2 separate regions of the Homo sapiens genome follow, and region 2 is linked to region 1. Evidence: chromatin contacts called from ENCODE Hi-C or POLR2A ChIA-PET data. All regions are on one chromosome and are shown on one strand. Each heading gives the region's core, a stretch centred on a gene start or an enhancer-like site at or near the end of the contact. The rest is flanking DNA. Distances are from core to core; before and after follow the strand shown. Region 1 overlaps LOC105370854 (a long non-coding RNA gene). Region 2 overlaps TLN2 (talin 2).

Region 1 (4,512 bases), core at 579-3,078:
ATGAACTCCTGCAGTTCCCCCAAAGAAGCATCCATGCAAACTTAGATGAATAAACTATGGAGCTTTTGTGGTGAGGTGGGCCAAAAAAGCAGGGAATTTGGAATCTGGGAGTAGGAAAGAGAAATACATATTATCCACTCAGTAAACTGTCAAGAATGTGTTTCCTCTTATCTCCAGCAGATATTTTCTCTTATCTCCTTGGCCAGAATCAGGTTATATGTCCATTCCAGAACCAGTCACTAGCAGGGGGAATGGTATTATCCTTGACTTGAGGCCAACTCCCCCCAAATATTGCTGGACTCCATAGGCAGAGGGGAGTAGATGCTGGGAAGTCAAGTACACTGTCTATCAACAGGCGTGAAAGCTAAGACTTGCTCAGAGCCATGTCTCTCTGACGTTCAAAGCCCTTGTAGGTTCTTTTCACTTCATTGTACTACATGAGGCAAGAAAAGGGAAGGAAGGATTAGGGAGTTGAATTTCAAGTGCCCTTTTGGAGCATGCAGCTGCAGGAGGAAACTCTGCTTCTTAAAGTACCCTTTCCCCTCTACCTTTCCCTTCTTTTTCAGATGGTCCTCACATCCCACTGGCATTCAGACCAGGGGCACCGTTGTGTAGGGATTGGCTCACACCGTCCAAGGTCCTCTCAATATTTCAGTAACAACTCCCTTTGGCGGGGCATGATGGCTCACACCTGTAATCCCAGCACTTTGGGAGGCTGAGGTGGGTGGATCGCTTGAGGTCAAGAGTTTGAGACCAGCCTGGGCAACATGACAACACCCCGTCTCTACTAAAATACAAAAATTAACTGGCTGTGGTGGCGGGTGCCTGTAATCCCAGCAACTCTGGAAGCTGAGGCAGGAGAATTGCTTGAACCTGGGAGGCAGAGGTTGCAGTGAGGCAGGATCGCGCCATTGCACTCCAGCCTGGGCAACAGAGCAAGACTCTGTCTCAACAAACAAACGACTCCTTTTGAGCTGGAGCCTGTCTTCTGGATTTTGCTGGACAATGGGGAGAGTTACCAGGAGGTGGCAGGATATTTAGGATCAAGTTGTGTTTCCTTGCAGCTGTTTCAGGAAGGAAACCCTAGGAAAGCGATTTTCAGAGAAACTATTTTAGTCTTAGGCAATAATGTTGCCCTGTGGCATGGCAAGGCCACGGGGAGGTGGGGAGGAGGAAGAAGACAGCTGTGGTGGGTGGTAGGTGTTTGGGAACAGGCTTTTTTAGTTTGTTCAAGCTCAAATCAGCCAGAGTTCAAAGCAGCTGACACCAAGCAGGTCATAAACACGAGTTACAAACTGCATGGTCTGAAGTTTTCTCCCAGGCAATCAATCTTTATTAAATATCTCACATGTCCAAGGCTTGGTTTTGGGTGCTAGGGAGGCTGCATGAGATCCCTGCCTCCGACCTAGATGAGGCTGCTGCACAGGCGAAATACTACCTAGTAACACTAGACGGGATATGTGACATGCTAAGAGGGGAGGAGAGACAGTAATTGCAATAGGATTTGGGAGCAGTGTTTCCCAAGGTGTGATCTTTGGAATATCTGTCCCTCAAAATATACTGAAATTAAAAACTGCTCCAAGGGCCTCCAAATTGGGGCAACCCCATATATTATAGGCTCCTTTTGGAGATATCCAGTGCATATGAGTATCTTAAAGGCTCCAAGAAGTCTCATAGAGACTTATTAAATTATTAACCTATTTACCTTTCATAGCCTGATTTCTGATACTTATTTACCCATGAAACACCTCCTTTTTCTCTCCAGGAAACAGGGCTACCCGATCTATCGGTGTCCTATGGAACCACACTGCCCCCTGTGGTCAGAACCACCTGGGATGCAGAACAGCAAGGACTGCAAACTTGGGTGCAGAGGGCTTTCCTCCACGCAACCCAGGAAGCTCCGTGATTGGCAAACTGCTCTGTCAGGATCCATCGAATCAGCAAACATAGGTGCCTCTAGGATGCAAACCAGGGAACAGGACTGTTATGTGGCTTGCTGGTAGCCAAGCAAAATGCCCCGATCCATCAGGTGAGCTGATGATGAGCTTGCAGACATTGGAGAATGTAGCACTGAGGCAGAGTGGCAGCCAGCCTGAAAGGTTTGTCATGTCTTCCCCTGCTTCCCTGGCCCCTTATTCCTTTGGAACGGAGCCCTGATTCCAAGGAGTGCAGGCCCTGCCAGACAGCCTTTGTCCCTACCTGTCCCTCCAGGTTTAGGCCTTGCATGGTCCTCTCCCCGTATCCCTCCTTCCTGCCTGCATGCCTAACACCCTAAATGTTCTCTCTGCTCTGTTCAGTAGCCCAGGCTACTTCCCATCCTTTGAGAATCTACTCCAGCCCACCTCCTCCTCAGTCCTACCCTCCCAAGGACCCGCCCTGAGGCTGGAGTCCTGCTGGCCTCCCACCACACTGGATAACTTGGCATTGCTCTCATTTCTCCTTGCAGGAGACGGGCTTCTCCAGGGTGGTCTGAGATCTCTGGAGGGAAGAACCGTGCCTTGCCTTCTCCTTCCATCTCCTCTCATGCCCATAGAGTCAGGGAGCTGAGAGGACACCAGCCCATCTCTGCCCCGGAGCCTCTAAGCACCTCTCCCTTCCTGCTTTTCCAAATGCCTCTGCAACACCAGGGTGCTGGGCGCATGGGACTGAGGGCCTCCCTCTGGGCCCCTTCTCACCCTGGGCTACCCCAAGTCTTGGACCCCATGTGGAACATGGTCAGCCTTCTGATGAGTCCAGAAAGCATTTCTCCAACATTTAGTTGTGAGCTTAAGGGAATTAAACTTCTCTTTCTGAAAATAAGCTGCAGATTATCCTGAGAGAGGCCCAAACAGGCAGGAGGCTCTGAATATGGCCGCAAGAGCTCAGGCTGTTACTGCCCCTCCTAGGTGCCAGCCCACACAGGCAGGGTTTTCCGCCCACCACCCCCAGGTCAGCCTGGCCATAGAGGGTCTGGGCTGGGGCTTCTCCCCTTGGGGAGTTCAGGCAGCAGAACTCCTGCAATTGTGCTCTGCTTGGGGTGGAAGGTGTTCAGATAAAAATGCCTGGTGGAGTATCTCGGAACCACAGAACTACCTGTGAACGCTGTGGTTTTAAACCCAGGATAGAGCTGTGGTCTGAAAACAGGGTTTTGGAGACACTCAGTGGGAATAAAGTAAAGCAAGGCTCTCTGTGACTGCATGATACAGAACAAGCTCGGTAGCACGGGCTCACTCAGTGGTCTCAGAATGTCTTCTTCTTCCCCTCACCAGACATGTGCAGACTTGGCCTCTCCTGCAGCCCCCACCAGCCCCTATGGTCTCTTTCCCTACTCGCCCAGGAGCCCCCAGCACATCCCAGGTTCTGCCATATGCACACAGTTCCGTCTGCCCCCAGCTCCCTCTCCCTGTGTCTGCCTGCTTAATATCTATCCCACTAGCCAGGTCTGACTGAGGTTCTCCCTATGCTCTTGATTTAAAAAAAAAAAAAAAGCTTTGGAAACAAATTGGAATTTCAATCCTTGCTTTGCCACTCACTAGCTGGGTGATCTTAACATAGTGGTTGGGAGATCCCCGTTCTGCTAGCTGTGTGGCCTTGGGCAAGTTACCTAACCTCTCTGTGCCTCAGCCTTGCTGGCTATAAAATGGAGATAAGAGCACCCATGCGTTGTACAGGGTATAGTTGTGAGGATTAAATAAAGGTGATAATGGTGCGTGTCTGGCACGTGGTAGGTGTAGGGTAGGTGTTAGCTAACTTAGAGATGGAACGCGGCTCCCCCATCCTACCTCTGGCAGCAGCCCCTCCCACTACAGCATCTCCCACTGGGCAGCTCTGTGGCCCAGCTCACCCTGCTTTGAATTTTTTTTACCTTGGAACCGAATTCATTCTCCAGTTGCTGACCTTTGTTAGTGCATCTCCTGTTTCCATCATGCATTTTCCCTGCACAGAATCTCTCTCCTGATCTCCTGCAGAGTGATTCATCTTATGACTGGACCTGAAGTGCCCTCCCTGACACAAGGCCCCTCACGGTGTGCTCCTGGCTGCCTCCTTGCCGGCCTCAGGGAATTGTTCACCTCCTTAAGCAACTGCCTCTTCAGAAACCCAGGCCTACCTAAGTGCGGTTCCTGCAGCCTGGAGTGCCACCCCCATCCCTTCTCTGCTGGGGAACTCCTATTTATTAGGAGTCGGGCCAAATGTCCTCCTCTTGGAAATCCTTCCCAGCTTCAGGGCTCTGCCCTTTACTCCCACACCCTTGGGTCAATGTTTGCCCTCCCTGGACTGTGACCTCCTCCAGGAATTAGGCTCGGGTCCCCAGAGTCCTACACACAGCAGGGGCTGGGGCACTTCTAAGTTAAGGTCGTAGTTGATGGGTCAGCCTGATTGAGCTGCGTGTGCAGAGGATCTGAACTCCTGCAGACACCACTTCTGCATGAGTCTTGGTTTGCCGCTCTGCAAAATGGCCACACCACCTTCCCCACAGCTGCGGAGGGCTGGGCTCTGGGTGTCCAGCAGCACCGAGCTGACACCCAGGAGGCT
Region 2 (4,512 bases), core at 1,324-3,823, 48 kb after region 1:
CACTGTGGGTGGGAATGTAAATTAGTACAAACACTATGGAGAAGAGTTTGGAGATTCCTCAAAAAACTAAAATTAGAGCTACTTTGTGATCCAGCAATCCTACTCCTAGGTATACACCCAAAAGAAAGGATATCAGTTTATTAAAGAGATATCTGCACTCCCATGTTTACTGCAGCACTATTCACAATAGCCAAGATCATATATATGAAGTAAACTGCAATAAACATGGGAGTGCAGATATCTCTTCAATATTATATATATGTGTGTGTGTGTGTGTGTGTGTGTGTACCATTGTATATGTGTGTCCATTCATCTGTTGATGGACACTTAGGTTGCTTCCAAATCTTGGCTACTGTGGTACACATACACAATGGAGTACTATTCAGCCATAGGAAAAAAAAAATGAGATCCTATCATTAGCAACAACATGGATGGAACTAGAGGTCATTAAGTGAAATAAGCCAGGCACAGAAAGACACACTTTGCATGTTCTCACTTATTTGTGACAGAAAAAATTAAAATAATTGAACTCATGGAGATAGAGGGTAGAAGGATCGTTGCCAGAGGCTAAGAAGGGTAGTACGGAAGTGGGAGGTCGGGGTGGGGAAGTGGGGAGGGATAATGGCTACAAAAAGTAGAAAGAATGAATAAGACCTAGTATTTGATAGCACAGTGGGTAACTACAGTAAAAAATAATTTAATTGTACATTTAAAAATAACTAAAAGAGTATAATTGGATTGTAACACAAAGCATAAATGCTTGAGATGATGGATACCCCAATTATCCTGATGTGATTATTATGCATTGCATGCCTATATCAAAATATTTCATGTAACTCCTAAGTATATACACCTACTATGTACCCACAAAAATCAAACATAAACAAATAACAAAAAAGGAGCTGTGTCCAGATTTTGGTAGCAAACACCCAGCCTGTGCAGCCAGGCAAGTGCCAGGCAGTGGTACTTAAGGCACCACCAGCTTTTAGGTTACTCCTGTATTTTTTAGATTCTCCTTTAAAGCATGAACTGAGCGCAACATCAATCAAGGCTAGATTCTTTAATGATATGACAAGAAAACCCAAGTTTCTGTCAGCAAAACCCTGCAAAATTGTTCTACTATTGTTTCTAGTGCTCTAGGTCGCTTTTGCAGGTGACCCTTTAAAGGTGCAGAACAATTGGCAGCAAAGGCAGGTATCCCTCTTTCCCAAAAAAGTTGAATCTGTGATCAGACCTCCTATCAAAAAGAAATCTGTTTGAAACTACTCTTTTTGGCATATTTCTATTTGTGGGGATTAGAATGAGCCAATCCACAACCATTGTGGGATCATAAGAACAGCAGATATCATCCACATTGCAGTAACTCCAGAATGTCCTCAACTCTGCAATGCTGGAACAAGTCAGAAAAGAACAGGGTCAATTTCTCTCAGGTCAGATGACTCCAATGGAAAGAAGCTGGATTTTAAAGGGAAGTGTCTCAGGTAAAGGCTTCTAGGCTTTTCCAACAGCAAACGGCAGACTTCCAATTTTGCATGTGTGCGGGTACCAAGAGCAATGTGCATCAAGAAAGGCTAAGCACTGTTCACAGAATTAATGCTCCAGGTAAGCACAGTCATACTGACTTTCCCTTTTTCCAGGAATCTTTGACAATGCTTTGATCTCGTGCTATAATTTTAGTGGAAGTAAACCTGAATAGTCCTAAGTGATACATTTCAATTAACTCCTTGATTACACTTACAAATCAATCCCAGCCAAACTCAGTGACACATGGGGTCTCAATTATATAAAGCTACCAGCAGGCAGGTGAAGGGGCATTCTCAGTTCAGGTGTTTTAGGTAAAACCTCATTGGTAAAAAACCTCAAATGAGCCCTCACTGGGGTCAGCTGTGGGACTCTGGTACCCAAGGGAGGTAACTGCTGGCTCCTTACCGTAAGCTCCTGCTTTATGCATTCAATTGTGGCCTCAAGCGCCCTGGTGCCCCGGGTGGCCTCATCCTCCACTGCCTTTACAGTCTTGAGGAGCGAGGTGACATTGGTCACCATCACCTGCATAGGAAGGGAGAATGAATACAGATAGTGCAGTGACTCAGGTCCAGCCCCTACTCCTTTTACTTCTGGATCGCATGCTATGAGCAAGGACGCCTCTCCTTCCTTTAAGTGAGAAGAGAACTCAGGTGCTCATCCCCAGTCGGAGCCCCACTCTACCTTGGCAGCCCCCTTGAGCTGGTACATGGAAGGGTCGTCCACTGGCTTGCTGGCAGCTCCCTTGGTAGCACTGATGAGATCAGAAAGGGCCTTGGCCACATCTTTGATGGCATTGATCAAAACCACCTGAAAGAGAGCACAGAACTCAGGTGAGCAGGCGTCAAGATGTCAGCTGTGGGCTTTACCAAGGCATGCAGCCTGAGGGCAGGCCAGGGCACGGGGGAGGAGAGAAAGACAGTCTGAAGTCTGCAGCATGGCAGACCTCCTGGGAAGCCACCCTTGGTGATTCTGATACAGGACTCAGGACTTTGAAAAGCTGCCCAGGGGAGGCTGAAGCTGAGCCAGAACGGAGAAGTCAGGTGCAAACATGCAGCTTATGTAAAACCTCCTAGCCAGCAACTTGGCCGATGAGCTGCCTCTGACAGCACAAAGGACACCAGAGAGGCAACACCACTTACTCCTAACTGGCACCCTGAACACTGAGTAAAAATCCCCACCTGACCCCAGCCCTCAAGGCCCCACAACAGCCCTGCCTGCCTCTCTGGCTATGAGGTGCTCTGCTACAGGCACACAGGTCAGCCTGTCTTCTTCTCCATGGGAAATCTCAACTCATTCCTGTTTCGGACCTTTGCTCATTGTTCTAACTGGGACTCAGCTCTTTCCATCACTTGGGCCTTAACTCAAATGTCATGTCCTCAGAGGCTTTTCCCCATCCCTCAGCTAAGGGCCCACTCCCACAATTGCTGAAACTGTCAGGTTGCCGTTTTATTTACAGCACTTATCAGTAGGTGGAATTATTTTATCATTTATTCACTTATAAATCATCTGTCTTCTCCCTCAACTTGAGTGCAAGCTCCAGGAGGCTTGGCCTGGACTTCTGCTTTGTTTCACGCTTGTAACAGGGATGAGCACCCAGCAGGTACTCAGTAAATACTTGTGGAATGAAGATGCAGGTACGTTCCCACATAAACCTGGATGTGATGCATTATCTGTGTTTGCTTTTCTAATTTCACAGAGACCACAGATCATCTTTTCAAAGTGCCGGATTTAGAGTGAAAAGTACCAGGTCTAGATGGGAATTACACAATATTGGGCACTGCATTTAAGCGTTCCCAGTCCAGTAGCTCCAGTAACTCCTATTTCTATAATAATAAAAACATTTTCCCTTTACTGAGGGCAGTGTTCAGGTGCTGAGCCAAGCACTCTACACACATTATCTCATTTACTCCTCGCCACTGCCTTTTCGAGTGGGAACCACAACCCTTATGTCCACACTCCCAGAGCCCAGCAGTGGCAGAGTTGGGATTCAGAGTCTGGTGAGCATGAGGGCCACGGTCTTAACCTCCACACTGCGCCATGCCTGTGTGCGTGGCTCTGGGTCCTCATCCACAGTGAAATTAGCTTGCTAGCCCCATCTACCTCATTAAATTGCTTTGAAGATAAACTGGGATCTCAGATGTGACAACGTATTAAGAGTGCAGTGGCGTGATCTCGGCTCACTGCAACCTCCACCTCCTGGGTTCAAGTGATTCTCCTGCTTCAGCCTCCCGAGTAGCTGGGATTACAGGCACCCACCACCTGTAGCGGAGGTTTTTGTGAATGCTTAGAATTCCAAAAGGCAGCCAATCTGGACTCTGATGTTATCAGAAATCCAACAGAAAGGATGAAATGGTAGCATAAGGAATGTTTCCTCTCGGAGCTGTGCTCCACTCATGGGTGCTGTCAGGGAGGGAAGTGTCATGCCGTGAGGGAACGAGCTGGTGGCCTCAAGTGAACCAGCACAGTCACTGCATCCCCTGGGGGCACTGAATGACAGGGGGTTTCTAACCAGTTTTGTCCAGACAGACTAGTTTACTGAGAATGGTTTAAGGAGTGAAAACTGAAGTGCTTGGCATTTGACGGTTCTGGGAACAGAGAGAACAGAGGTTTTTTTTTTTTGTTTTGTTTTTGTTTTTTAAATTTTGCACTCTGGGAACAGGCATCATCCATTTATTAGCGACTTTTGTTGGCTGTTAGTTCAACAACAGGTGAACATATACTTGTTCAGTAGCCAGTAGCCACTATGTGCCAAGAGCTGTGCCGCATGTGCAGGTTTCAAAGATGAGCAAACTGTGGTGACTGTCCTTGAGGAGCAATGGTCTGGGAAGGGGACCAAGGAACAGGCAAGTAATCTCAATGAAATTGCCAAATATCAGAAGCGGAAGTCACAGAAGCACAGGGCCCTTCCCTAGCCTTCCAGTTCTTCTCTCTCTTCCTTGAGAACCGAAGTTCTCACCTGGGCCATCTACAGGTGCTGAGTTCATTTCC

Evidence for each region. A loop is a pair of places that touch in the nucleus more often than their neighbours do. ChIA-PET counts read pairs that join two places held with the same protein, here RNA polymerase II (POLR2A). Pooled maps may share reads with other maps.
Region 2: a loop to region 1 is called in a map of left ventricle myocardium inferior, with 4 times the contacts of the local background. The contact joins two enhancer-like sites. A Hi-C loop is called at or near these places in 7 of 168 maps with a recorded cell type or tissue (Caco-2, cardiac septum, dorsolateral prefrontal cortex and 4 more) and 1 of 50 pooled maps. POLR2A ChIA-PET finds 5 or more read pairs at or near these places in 3 of 52 experiments (A673, H1 and K562).

What each region holds. Positions count from the first base shown.
Region 1 is chr15:62,845,392-62,849,903 of GRCh38, reverse strand. It overlaps LOC105370854 (a long non-coding RNA gene), which reads left to right. Exons shown (of 7, transcript XR_007064671.1): 2 at 1,766-2,029. Among named protein-coding and RNA genes, the nearest start is that of MIR190A, 24 kb to the right of the region's middle. RefSeq lists enhancers at 2,335-2,834, 2,835-3,336, 4,018-4,512. Within about 2 kb of position 1,828, at least 5 of the 41 ENCODE cell types and tissues checked have a DNase peak (open chromatin) inside an H3K27ac peak, as active enhancers do.
Region 2 is chr15:62,798,187-62,802,698 of GRCh38, reverse strand. TLN2 (talin 2) reads right to left here. Exons shown (of 59, transcript NM_015059.3): 49 at 2,206-2,331; 50 at 1,930-2,046. Among named protein-coding and RNA genes, the nearest start is that of MIR190A, 24 kb to the left of the region's middle. Within about 2 kb of position 2,573, at least 3 of the 41 ENCODE cell types and tissues checked have a DNase peak (open chromatin) inside an H3K27ac peak, as active enhancers do.